Regions from separate parts of the Homo sapiens genome. Here region 2 is linked to region 1. Evidence: read pairs that join two places in POLR2A ChIA-PET (ENCODE). Cell type or tissue: A673. All regions are shown on one strand. Each heading gives the region's core, and the rest is flanking DNA. Links, peaks and the distances in the headings are about the cores only.

Region 1 (6,701 bases), core at 878-5,877:
CTCCGAGATTCAAGCCATTCTCCTGCCTCGGCCTCCCAAGTAGGTGGGACAACAGGTGTGTGCCGCCATGCCCAGCTAATTTTTGTATTTTCAGTTGAGACAGGGTTTCACAATGGTGGCCAGGCTGGTCTCGAACTCCTGACCTCAGGTGATCCACTGCCTTGACCTCCCAAAGTGCTGGGATTACAAGTGTGAGCTACCACGCCTGGCCTTAATATAATTTTTTTACGTATTTATATTCTTTTTTTTTTTTTTTTTTTTTGAGATGGGGTCTCATTCTGTTGTCCAGGCTGGAGTGCAGTGGCATCATCACAGCTCACTGCAGCCTCAAACTCCTGAGCTTAAGCCATTCTCCAGCTTCAGCCACCGGAGTAGCTGGGACTACAGGGACACAGCACCACTCCAGGCCAATTTTTATATTTTTTGTAGAGATGGGGTTTCACCCTGTTGCCCAGGCTGGTCTCTAACTCCTGGGCTCAAGCGATCTACCCGCCTCAGCCTCCCAAAGTGTATTTGTATTTTTGCGTGTCAGTCTGCTTCCATAGAATGTAAAGTCCGTGAGGGCAAGGACTTTTGTCTGTTCTGTTCACAGCTGGGTCTCCTAGAACAGCGTCTGGCATACATAGGTGCTCAATAATTATTGCACAAATGAATGATGATTTCAAAATGTCCTGCGAGGTGTTAACAGACTAGAGGAAGTCAGTCAGTTAAGGGAGAGCTCAGAGTGGGCTGCAGATATCTGGAAGGGGGTGGAATTTCCTTCAGTCTTTAGAGAATGGGGGGTCCTTGGAAAGGTGAGAAGAAAGGGAGACTCATTTGCACAGTGATTAAGGGTGTGGGCTTTTGGACTTGGTGGCTCACACTTGTAATCCCAGCACTTTGGGAGGCTGAGGCGGGCAGATCACCTGAGGTCAGGAGTTTGAGACCAGCCTGACCAACATGGAGAAACCCCATCTCTACTAAAAATACAAAATTAGCTGGGCATGGTGGCACATGTCTGGAATCCCAGCTACTTGCTTGAACCCTGGAGGTGGAGATTGCGGTGAGCCGAGATCGCACCATTGCACTCCAGCCTGGGCAACAAGAGCAACACTCTGTCTCAAAAAAAAAGAAAAAAAAAAAGAGTGTAGGCTTTGTAGTCAGCAGCCTGGGTCCAAGTCCCGCCTCAGCTATGCACAAGGCACCTAATTTCTCTGGGCCTCAGTTTCCATATCTATAAAATGGATCTAACCATAGCACCTACCTCATGGGGTGTTTGTTTTCTTAAAGGATCCAGTGAAATACTTTATATATAATGTCTAGGCAAGGGCAGAGTACTTAGGAAGACTTTGCTCAAAAAGTTGTAGTTATCACTACATAGAACTTAGGATACTTAAGAGCTAGGACTTCATGTCAAAGGTATCATGGAACCTCTCAAACAGGGAACAGAGAGATGGAGCTAGTTTAGACTTAAGAGGAACAGCCCCTAATGGGTATAACAGTTTCTGTCTCACAACTATCAGTTTCTGGCCTCAGCCACCTGGGTTGAACCCAATTCCCATCTCACATTAGTTAAGATGGCTTTGCTTACAAGAAAATAAGGAATCAAAATTAGGCACAAACATGGCATGAGGCCTCTTCTGGGGACCAAGTAGCTGCCTGTCGCTGATGCAATCAGAGTAAAGAGAAATGATTCAGTTCAATCCTGCCACCAACCTCAGGATTTTGGCCAAGTGCAGGTTTGGGGTTGGTTGGTGGGTTATTTTTTCCCTTCCTGATTTGAAAGACTGACTTTGTGTTTCAAAAAGGCACTTTCTTTATGCAGAGAAACTCTGTGGTGAGGTTTTGCTGAGCTCGGTCTGGGGTGGACTACCTTTGCTTATGTCTGGGGAGAGAATGAAATCTAGTGCCCCTAATTTTTCTTTCCCTTCCACCCAGTAAAGACACAGAGCTGAAAGGTGTCTTTCAAAAGGGCTGGAGACAAGGGAGCTGACTCCCAGGTAAAAGGACACTGTACAGGAGACTGCCAGAGAAGTGGCTTCTTGTTTGTTAGCATGGGTTTGTGGTGAGGAGGTCTGTGAAGCCTTCCCCCAGAGTACCCGGGACTAAACAGAACAAATACAACCTCTATTTGTTCATCTCTCCCCTGGCTTTAGATGGTGCTTTATGGCCAGGGTTATGGGGATCAGCTGAAATCCAGGCTGATGTTTATTCCTGGGATTGCAAAGACAGACAAATACCTCTCTGTCCTTTCATTTACCAGGCCAGGAGGGCAGGAGACATTTTTGATCAAGCAGGCAGGCAGTGAAGAGTTATTTTTTAGGTGCCCACTGTGTCCCTGTTGCTGAGCCACGTAAGTATAAATAGAAAAAGTACAAGATTCAGGCTTCAGCCCTGAAGACACATAAAATCCAGTTAATAGGAGGAGGCTTGGTGGGCAAAACAAACTCAAGAGAACCTGTTAACAAACAGTGATGTGAGTTAGGAAGAATTAAACGAGGTAAGCGAGGAGGAAGATGAGCAGGAGATGGCGGGGGGTGGTGCAGCTCTTGGAGGAAACTTCACAGGGAAGGTTTGTAAGACAATAAGCAACATATACTCTGGTTTCTCTTCAAAACGAATACATCTTTCCCCTTTTACAATAAGTAACATGGCTACAGAAAGCACATCTGTTTTTTTCCCCACTGTAGCCCAGCGCTTAGCATAATGTCTGACACACAGTGGGCATTCAGTAAATGTCTGAAGAATGGATGGAGAAGGAGGGGGCTGATTTAAGAAGGATAAGTAGGTGAAGAAGAGGGAGGAGGGCATTCCAGCATGAGGAAAGGCCCAGAGAAATGAGCCGGATGCCTTGGTGAGACTGGTTTAACCACAGTGGAGGGTGTGGAGTAAGGAGTAGTGGGTAATGAGGTTAGATACGGGGCCAGATGGGGGAAGGCTGGAAAGCCAGGCAGAGAAATTTAGAGGAGATGAACATTCCTTCATTCTTTCATCAAGCTTTTATTGAGCACATGCTACGCTCTAGGCACAGAGGCAAGGGAAAGTAGTGGAGACAGAAAGATGAAAAAAAGACATGACCATCTGTTGGGGATAGGCAGAATATCTATCTTTTATTGTAATAACTGTGATAATCATAATATGGGCAAAATATTTTGATATTCTAATCAATTAAGTTGCATGAAACTGAGGCCGTACCAAACTTGCTCAAATAAATTGGGAGTTTATTGAAAGGTGCATCAGACATCCAAGGCTAAGACATGGATTCAAAAGAGACCTGGTAAATTGGGCACCGACCCTCCTCCTTCTCTCCTTTCCTCTCTTGCGATCATGCCTCATGGATGGTCTCTTACTTCTGCTCTTTTCTGTACATAGGCTTCATCCTCTGGCTTATCTCTCTTATTAGGATTTTACCTGGTGCAAGCTTGACATCTTAATGCCACAATACTCTCCTGCTCCAGGCCCAACCTTCCTCATTCACTCTCTGAACTATTTAAGTCAGACTCTGAAGGACAAAGAAGCCGATTGGCTCAGTTCAGCCCATGGGCTGGGTCAGGTGATCACTCAGAACCAATCAGCTGTGGCCAAGAAGAAAATCATGTGATTAAAATATGGCTGCCTAAGCCTACCAAGAATTCTGGATGAAGGTCAATTACAAAGAAGGGGTGTGCACCAGGAGACAACAATAGACAAGCTTAATTCCCACAGGTTAACAATGCAGGGAGCAAATCAATTCACTTGGGTTGGGTTACCCCAAGGTAAGGGAGAAGGCCTGATTTAAAGGTCCGATTTAGTCCTGGGGTGGGAGGAAAGACGTTCCTGCTGTCGATGAAAGCGGCATTCTACAGCCACTAGACTGGCTGCAGCTCTTTCAAAGAATTGAAAACATCGAGAAACTGAAGGGACCCAGACCATCCAGAAAGCTTTTGCCTAATCCAGAACGGAGAGTTTAGAGATAAGTCCTTTTTTAAAAATGTAGCTTTTTGGTTGTTAAGGGCAGAATCTGCTTCTCACTTGTTGCTATAACCTCTGGCCACATAGGCTCATTGTAGAAACTCACTACGCATTTGTTCAATTGAGTTTAAGTCCTCTAAAACCCAGACAATCAACAAACATGTTGCTATTTGTATTCTGTTAGAAACAGAGTCTAGACTAGGAACACAAAACAAAACAAAACAAAAAATCAAAACATGATTTTTCTGATTACTGATGCAGGACTCGGGTCACTGGATGCAGATTTGATGAGAAGTAAAAATGCAGCAGCGGGAGAGTCTGAGGCAAGGTGCCTGGCGGAGAGCTAGATAAACAGATAGTGCTGTGCCCGGTGGCTCCAGGGGCAGATCAAAGCCGGATTTCCCAGCACAGGTAGCAAGCATGGCAGGAATCTGGGAGACCTCTCACCCAGTCCCCAACCCACGCTCACAGATGGAAAGCCACACCATTATTGGTCACACCTTTGCGCATTGCCAGCACGCAGGCGTTTGTGACAAATCTTTTATAGTCTAGTATATAGCTCTCTCAGATAGGCAGCTGTGATATGATTGGGCCCTGTGATTTCTGGCTAGGCCGCCTGGGTTCAGTTCACAGCTGATGTCGGGCCCACTTGGCAAGCGTCTCAACTACTTAACTGCTTTGTGTCTTAGTTTCCAAATTTGTAAAACAGGGAGAATAAACTCCCTTAGGGGGTTGTTGAGGGGATTAAGTGAGATAATATGTATTTATGCACATGCATGTAATATGCAAAGCAATGAAAATAGTGTCTGGCGCATTGTAAGCAATTATGGTTACTATCACTGCTACCAAAAAAACTAGACTACAGAGAAGAGCTTCCAACCTGGAGGACTCTAAAGATCATTAAAACCCACAGAGAGTGACCTGTTGGTAGATATGATTTGGGCCTGCTTGAAACCCATCCCTCCTTTCTTCTGGGAACAGACCCTAGATAGGCCCAGGAACAGAAATTCTTTCCTAGGATTTTTCCAACTAGTAGAAAAAAGTGTACTCCCTCTCTCCACAACATTTCCACCTTTTGGGTTTCAAATAGTAAGGATGTCAGCTCAGAGCTGCCTTTGTTCATTTCCCCTTCCCTGTGGAGTAGCTGGCCTGAGAGAATGAAGCCGATTTGCAGAGAACCTGGAACAGAATTCTGGCTTGAGCAGAACTGGAGTTTCTGAATCCAGTTGACCGTGGATCCAGATACCCACTCCCACTGGTCTGTAATTTGATTACAGAAGTCATTAAATCAGTCTCTCTCCTGAAACTACTTTAGATTCGGTTTCTATTACTTGCAACTAGAATTTGTGCTTGAGGGTCAATTCAAGATGAAAACAGCGGAGTTTTAATTTTTTTTTTTTTACGTTGAACACCACCACCACTAAGTTTTATGGCAAACAGTGTAAAGTCTCACTGTTTACATTACTTTGTTTATTAAGTAAGAGCACAAGTAAGAAAATTGATGGTGTTTTGCCCAGGCGCGGTGGCTCACACCTGTAATCCCAGCACTTTGGGAGGCCGAGGTGGGTGGATTGCCTGAGGTCAGGAGTTCGAGACCAGCCTGGCCAAGATGGTGAAACCCCGTGTCTACTAAAAATACAAAAATTAGCAGGGCATGGTGGTATGCACCTGTAATCCCAGCTACTCGGGAGGCTGAGGCAGGAGAATTGCTTGAACGGGGAGGTGGAGGTTGCAGTGAGCCGAGATTGTGCCACTGCACTCCAGCCTGGGCAACAGAGCGAGATCCGTCTCAAAAAAAGAAGAAGAAAATTGATGGTGTTTTGTAGCCACTAAAATATTCCTATCTTGGAACATTTGGAAAGGAGTAACCCAGGGTCAGCTTTTAAAAGTTTCGTCTCTTAAGTTTTTGTTTGTTTGTTTTTTAGAGACGGGGGTCTCCCGCTGTTGCCCAGGCTGGCCTCTGGAGTGGCTGGGCCTATAGGCACATGCCACCAAACCGGATAATTTTAAGAAAAAAATTTTTATAGAGACAGGAGTCTCCCAATGTTGCCCATGCTGGTCTCAAACTCCTGGCCTCAAGCAGTCCTCCCACCTTGGCCTCCCAAGTAGCTGGGATTACAGGTGAGAGCCATTGTGCACGGCCATCTCTTAAATTTGTAAGCTCTTCAAAGGCTAGAGTACATTTACCTCAAGGGTTGCAAACTCTAATGCTACAGGAGCCAGGCAGGTAATACCTGGAGTGAAGTGGACGGGTGTATGTAAGACAAGGAGTGATGGGGACTGTGGCAAAGCAGTGAGTGCTTGATCCATCGGGGAGAAGCTGCTACCGCTCAACACCAGCCAATTGTTTCCATGTGCAAAATTTGGGTGCAGAGTTACCAAGCTGTCCAGTTTTTAAGAGATTCTGGACATTTGGAATATTTCATGAGAAATCCTCTCAGTTGTGAATGTTGGTTATGAATTCGGCTTTAAGAAATGATCATGTAAGAAGGGTGACCAACCATCCCGGTTTGTCCAGGACTGAGTTGTTTCCTGTGATGTCTAGGATAAGGGGTTTCCTGGGATGTGGAACTTTCTTTCTCTTTTCTTTTCTTTCTTTCTTTTTTTTTTTGAGACGGAGTTTTGCTCTTGTTGCCCAGGCTGGAGTGCAATGGCGCGATCTCGGCTACCGCAACCTCCGCCTCCTAGGCTCAAGCGATTCTTCTGCCTCAGCCTCCTGAGTAGTTGGGATTCCAGGCATGCGCCACCACGCCTGGCTAATTTTTTGTGTT
Region 2 (6,701 bases), core at 505-5,504, 60 kb after region 1:
AAACATGCATTACTAACTGGCTGTGTGATTTTTAGGCAAGTTACTTAACCTTTCTGTGACTGTTTGTTCTTGTAAAATAGGAATAATAGACTTATAGAACTGTAACGAGGAATGGATGAGTTAATATTTCTAAAGCATTTGGAATAGTGCTTGACACATAGTAAGTGCTATATGAGTGCTTCTTAAATAAGCAAAATAAAAGTATGTACCCAGAGGAAAATTACTTGGCAAACATACTTAGAATGTAGCAAGAAACCAGGATTTTATTAGCATAAGCTTCAGAACAACTCAAGTGTTGCTAAATTTACATTACATTACATATTAATGTAATAACTATTTTAATGTAATATGTATTTTAATATGTAATGTAATTACATATTAAATATGTATATAATTACTTTTAATATGTAATGTAATGTAACTACATTACATATTAAAAGTTTAGGGCTGGGCATGGTGGCTCCTGCCTGTATTCCCAGCACTTTGGGAGGCCAAGGTGGGTGGATCACCTGAGGTCAGGAGTTCAAGACCAGCCTGGGCAATACAGTGAAACTGCATCTCTACTAAAAAATACAAAAAAATTAGCCAGGCTTGGTGGCGTGTGCCTGTAGTCCCAGCTACTCAGGAGGCTGAGGAAGGAGAAATGCTTGAACCCAGGAGGTGGAGGTTGTGGTGAGCCAGGCTCTTGCCAGTGCACTCTAGCCTGGGCGACAAGAGCGAAACTAAAAAAAAAAAAAAAGTTTAGGCATTTATAGCACTGTGTTGCGCAGGGTTTATCTTCCTAAAATACAAATCCAAACTTATCACTTGCTTAAATAATCCTTTAGTAGTATCCATGGGTTTTAGGATGAAATCCAAATTCTTTTTATTTTTGAGATGGTGTCTCGCTCTGTCACCCAGGCTGGTGTGCAGTGGCATGATCTCGGCTCGCTGCAAGCTCTGCCTCCCAGGTTCACGCCATTCTCCGGCCTCAGCCTCCCGAGTAGCTGGGACTACAGGTGCCCGCCACCACGCCTGGCTAATTTTCTGTGTTTTTAGTAGAGACAGGGTTTCACCATGTTAGCCAGGATGGTCTCGATCTCCTGAACTCTTGATCCGCCCACCTCGGCCTCCCGGAGAGCTGGGATTACAGGCGTGAGCTGCCGCACCCGGCCGAAATCCAAATTCTTAAAACCTGGGTCCTCATTATATTTCTTAAAAAAATTGAGAAAAAATTCGGTTAACAAAGTTCATTTTGTTTGTTTGTTTGTTTTGTTTTTGAGACAGGGTCTCACTCTATCACCTAGGCTGGAATGCAGTGGTGCGATCCTGGCTCACTGCAACCTCCGCCTTCTGGGTTCAAGTGATTCTCATGCCTCACCACATGAGTAGCTGGGACTACAGGAGTGTGCCACCACGCCAGGCTAATTTTTTGTATTTTTAGTAGAGGTGGGGTTTTGTTATGTTGGCCAGGGTGGTCTCGAACTCCCGAGTTCCTTTTTATTGCAGAATAGTATTCCATTTTATGGATATATCACATTTTGTTTATCTATTCATTAGTTGATGGATATTTGTGTCATTTCCACATTTTGACTGTCATGAACAATGCTGCTGTGAACATTCATGTACAAGTTTTTGTATAGACAGATGTTTTCATTTCTCTTGGGTCTGTCTATACATAGGAGTGGAATTATTGGGTCATATGGTAACTCTATATTTAACTTTCTAAGAAACTGCCAAACTGCTTTCCATGATGGCTGCACCATTTTTTCATTTTTACCAGCAGTGTATGAAGGTTCAGATTTTTTCAAATTTTTTTGCCAGTACCTATCTGTCTTTTTAATAAAGCCATCCTAGTGGGTATGAATTGGTATTTCTTGTGATTTTGAGTAAATGTCTCTGATGACTAATGACATTGAGCATCCTTTCATGTGATTACTAGACAGTAGTATTAATATATCTTTGGAGAAATGCCTATTCAAGGCTTTTGTGAACTTTTTATGATGAAAAAATCTTAAAAATTATATATTTATCATGTACAACATGTTGTTTTGAAATATGTATACATTGGCTAATTTGAGCTTATTAATATATGCATTAACTTTTTTTGGTGAGAACGCTTAAAATCTATTTTCTTAGTGATTTTCAAGAATGTAATACATTGTTATTAATTTTTCTCACTTTAAAATTGGGTTATTAGGCCGGGTGGGCGCAGTGGCTCATGCCTGTAATCCCAGCACTTTGTGAGGCCGAGGAGGGCGGATCATTTGAGGTCAGGAGTTCAGGACCAGGCTGGGCAACATGGTGAAACCCCGTCTCTGCTAAAAATATAAAAATTAGCCAGGTGTGGTGGTGCATGCTTGTAATCCCAGCTGCTCAGGAGGCTGAGGCAGGAGAATTGTTTGAACCTAGGAGGGGGATGTTGCAGTGAGTCGAGATTGTGCATCTGTACTCCAGCCTGAGCAACAGAGTGAGACTCTGTCTCAAATAAATAAGTAAATAAATAAAATAAAATAAAATTGGGTTGTCGTCTTATTCTTGAATTGTAAGGGGGTAGTGTCATTTGATGCACAAATATTTTAATTTTGGTAAAAGCCAATTTATTTTTTCTTTGTTGCTCATGCTTTGGTGTCATATTTTAAAAACTATTGCCTAGCCCAGGGTCACAGAGGTATACCTATGTTTTTTTCTAAGAACTTTATAATCTTAGCTCTTACATTTAGGTATTTGATCCATTTTGAGCTAAATTTGTATATTGTGTGAGGTAAGAGCCTAACAGCTTCATTGTTTTGCATGTGCATATCTAGTTGCCTGAGCACTATTTGTTGAAAAGACTTGTTTCCCCCATTGAATGGTCTTGGCACTCTTGTCAAAAATTAATTGGGCATAGATGTATGGCTTTTTTTTTTTTTCTTCTGGACTCTCAGTTCTATTCCATTTATCTGTATGTCTATCCTGTGTCAATACCATATTGTGTTATTACTGTAGCTTTGTAGAAGTTTTGAAATTAGGAAGCGTGAGCCTTCCAACTTTTTTTCTTCTTTTGTAGGATTGTTTCGGCTATTTAATGTCTCTTGAATTTTTATATAAATTTTAGGAACAGCTTCTCAATTTCTACAAAGAAGTCAGCTGTGATTTTAGTAAGAATTATGTTGAATCTGTAGGCTAATCTGAGGAGTATTACCATCTTAATAATATTAAATATTTTTGTCCATGAACATGGGATGTCTTTTTATTTTTTTTAGATCTTTATTTCAACAATTATTTTAAAAATTTATTTATAAGTATTCCATTCTTTTTTAATCATTGTTTTTTAAGTGTTAATAAAATTATGGAAATAATTTGAAGAAAGGTTTGTCAAAATTTAGGAAAGCTCTTATTTATTAAATTTCTGTTTTATTTATTTAAATTTATTTATTAAATTTCTGTTTTTAAGGGATGGGGTCTCATTCTGTCACCCTGGCTGCTGGAGTGCAGTGGCATGAGCATGAATCACTGTAGTCTTGAACTCCTGGGCTAAAGCAATCCTCCTGCCTCAGCCTCCTGAGTAGCTGGGACTACTCAGTGTTTACAGGTGTATAACACCATGCCCAGCTAATTAAAAAAAAAAAAAAATTGTAGGGATGGATTCTTCTCTGTTGCCCAGGCTGATCTTGAACTCTTGGCCTCAAGTGATCCTCCCATCTCATTCTTCCAAAATGCTGGGAATACAGGTATGAGCCTCAAGGCCTAGCTGAGCTTTTGTATTTAAACACAAGATTATGCATGTGTTAAGGGAAAGAAACCTAGCATATGATAAAATCTGTAAAATATTAGAATCAGTCATAGATCTAAAGCTGCAGTAAACAATAAAGAACATCTAGTGAAGTCCAGTTTTGCTTAAATAGTTATACTGGATGGTAAGCTTCTTAAGGGCATTGACTATACCTTGCATTTTTGTAACACCTGGCACAAATGCTTTGTATTTGAAAGGTTCTTGATATTTATTGAATGAAAGAGTAAATGAATGAATCCTACATCCAGAAAAGAAGGAAGGAAGGGTTTTGGAAGTTTGAGGATTGTGCTCTAGTTATATGTAACCTACAAGTAGCAAGTTTCAGTTGGAATAATAATAATTGCATTAAAATAACTGCAAATGGGGAACTAGGCCTTTAAAGAGTTGGGGCCAGTTGCGGTGGCTCACACCTGTAATCCTAGCACTTTGGAAGGCTGAGGTGGGCAGATCACTTGAGGTCAGGAGCTTAAGACCAGCCTGGCCAACATGATGAAACCTCATCTCTACTAAAAATACAAAAAATTAGCTGGGCATGGTGGTGCGCACCTTTAATGCCAGCTACTCGGGAGGTTGAGGCAGGGGAATCGTTTGAACCCTGGAGGTGGAAGTTGCAGGGAGCTGAGATCGTGCCACTGCACTCCAGCCTGGGAGATACAGCAAGACTCTGTCTCAAAAACAAAATAATAATAATTGGAACTATTTAATCTGTAAAGATAAGAATTTAGATAAATAAGATGAAAATTGAGGTGTATTTGTTCTGTGTCTCTTTTTTTTTTTTTTGACAGAGTGTTACTCTGTCATCTGGACTGCAATGCAGTGAGTAGGGTGCAGTGGTGCCATCTCGGCTCACTGCAGCCTCCGCCTCCCAGGTTCAAATGATTTTCATGCCTCAGCCTCCTGAGCAGCTGGGACTACAGGTGCATGGCACCACACCTGGCTAATTTTTTGATTTTTTAGTAGAGACAGGGTTTCACCATGTTGGCCAGGCTGGTCTCGAATTCCTGACCTTAAGTAATCCACCTGCCTCGGCCTCCCTCGGTCTTGCTATATATAGCAAGACACCATCTCTACAAAAAATAAAAAAATTAGCTGGGCATGGTGGCATGTGCCTGTTGTCCCAATTACTCAGGAGCCTCAGGCGGAGGATCCCCTGAGGCCAGGATGTCGAGGCTGAGTGAGCTATGATTGTACCACTGCACTCCAGTCTGGGTGACAGAGTAAGACCCTGTCTCAAAAATAAAATTTATTTTGGTGGTGGATGCACAGCTGTGACTCTGCTGAAAGCCACTGAATTGTGTGCTTTAAGTAGGTAAATTGTATGATATGTGAATTATATCTCAATAAAATATGTATATATATACATGTATATATATTCACAAATATAAATGTATTGGAAGGGTTTAAACAGATGGCAAGTGCTGTCAAAACAGAGTAGAATTTATGTTTTTATTTTTTATTTTTTGAGGTGGAGTCTCGCTCTGTCGCCATGCTGGAGTGCAGTGGCATGATCTCAGTTCACTGCAACCTCTGCCTCCCGGGTTGAAGCGATTCTCCTGCCTCAGCCTCCCTAGTAGCTGGGACTACAGGCAGATGCCACCACGCCCAGCTAATTATTATTATTTTTTTTTGTATTTTTAGTAGAGATGGGGTTTCACCATGTTGGCCAGGATGGTCTTGATCCCCTGACCTCATGATCCACCTGCCTCGGCCTCCCAAAGTGCTGGGATTACTGGTGTGAGCCACGGCGCCCAGCCCAATTTTTTTTTTTTTAATTGTGTGGGGCTGTCTCTCATAAAAGTAGTTTTCTTCATGCATTGCTGGTGGTAATGTAAAATGGTGCAGCTGTTGTGAAAAACAGGTGGTTCCCCCAAAAAAGTTAAACATAGAATTATATGATCCAGCAATTTCACTTATAGGTATATACCCCCAATAATTGAAAGCAGGGACTCAAACAGATACTAATGCACTAATGTTCCTAGCAGCATTATTTACAATAGCCAAAAGAAGATGGAGACAACCCAGGTGTCTTTCAACAGATGAATGGATAAATTCCAAAATGTGGTATATAAGTACAAGGGAATATTATTCACCCTTAAGAAGGAATGAAGTTCTGTTACATGCCACAGTATGAATGACCCTTGAAAACATACGCAAAGTGAAATAAGCCAGACAGAAAAGGACAAATATTGTATGATTCCATTTACATCAGGTAACCAGACACATGAGATACTTAAAATAGGCAGAGAAAGAAAGTAGAATATTGTCTAGAAAGTAGAATATTGGTTACCAGGAGCTGGGGGTTGGGGAGGAATGGGAAACTATAGTTAAATGGGTACAGAGTTTGTTTGGAGTAATGAAAAAGTTCTGGAAATGAATAATGGTAATGGTTGCACAATGTCGTGCATAGATTTAATGCCACTGAATTGTGCACTTAAAAATAGTTAAAATGGTAAATTTTATGTATAATTTACTGCAATTAAAAATGCTTTCAAAAAACAAGAAATTTTTAAGAGTAAGATGCACTACTTTTTTTTGTAAAGTTTGTGAGACATAATTGTGTGGTATGTGGAAAGGAGAATATTTTCATTTTTGCATTTAAAAGAATATAGTGTTTTAGTTGTCTGTCATTTATGGTTTTCTTCCTTCTGTTTTCAGAGAGTGTGAATTTCTGACTTTCTATGTGGGACCCAAAATCTTTAGCTTTAGATGTAAGTGAGATGACCTAAATACCACTGACTATGTTACATCTTTGATAATCAAAAACTAAATTTTGATAAGCCAGACTAGACTACAGATGACTTTGTGAAAAATTCATGAGGCGTAGACATATTAACCTTGTTTAGATTGGAATTTTTTTTTTTCTTTTTAGACGGAATCTCACTCTGTCACCCAGGCTGGAATGCAGTGGTGCAATCTTGGCTCACTGTAACCTCCACCTCCCAGGTTC

What was found. Peaks named below come from ENCODE experiments on the same cell type or tissue, not always from the same donor. Only the 100,000 strongest peaks of a DNase experiment are listed, where the experiment ranks them.
Region 2: POLR2A ChIA-PET joins it to region 1 with 15 read pairs; 8 of 35 experiments call an interaction of 5 or more read pairs at or near these places.

What each region holds. Positions count from the first base shown.
Region 1 is chr16:69,519,397-69,526,097 of GRCh38, forward strand. It overlaps LOC105371325 (a long non-coding RNA gene), which reads left to right and starts at 3,279. Exons shown (of 3, transcript XR_933697.3): 1 at 3,279-3,684; 2 at 4,192-4,341; 3 at 5,075-5,161. RefSeq lists an enhancer at 3,515-4,714. In A673, for the core only: no CTCF peak of the experiment used is centred there; a DNase peak (open chromatin) is centred at 3,535.
Region 2 is chr16:69,579,801-69,586,501 of GRCh38, forward strand. All of the region lies in intron 2 of NFAT5 (nuclear factor of activated T cells 5), which reads left to right. Among named protein-coding and RNA genes, the nearest start is that of NFAT5, 17 kb to the left of the region's middle. In A673, for the core only: no CTCF peak of the experiment used is centred there; no DNase peak of the experiment used is centred there.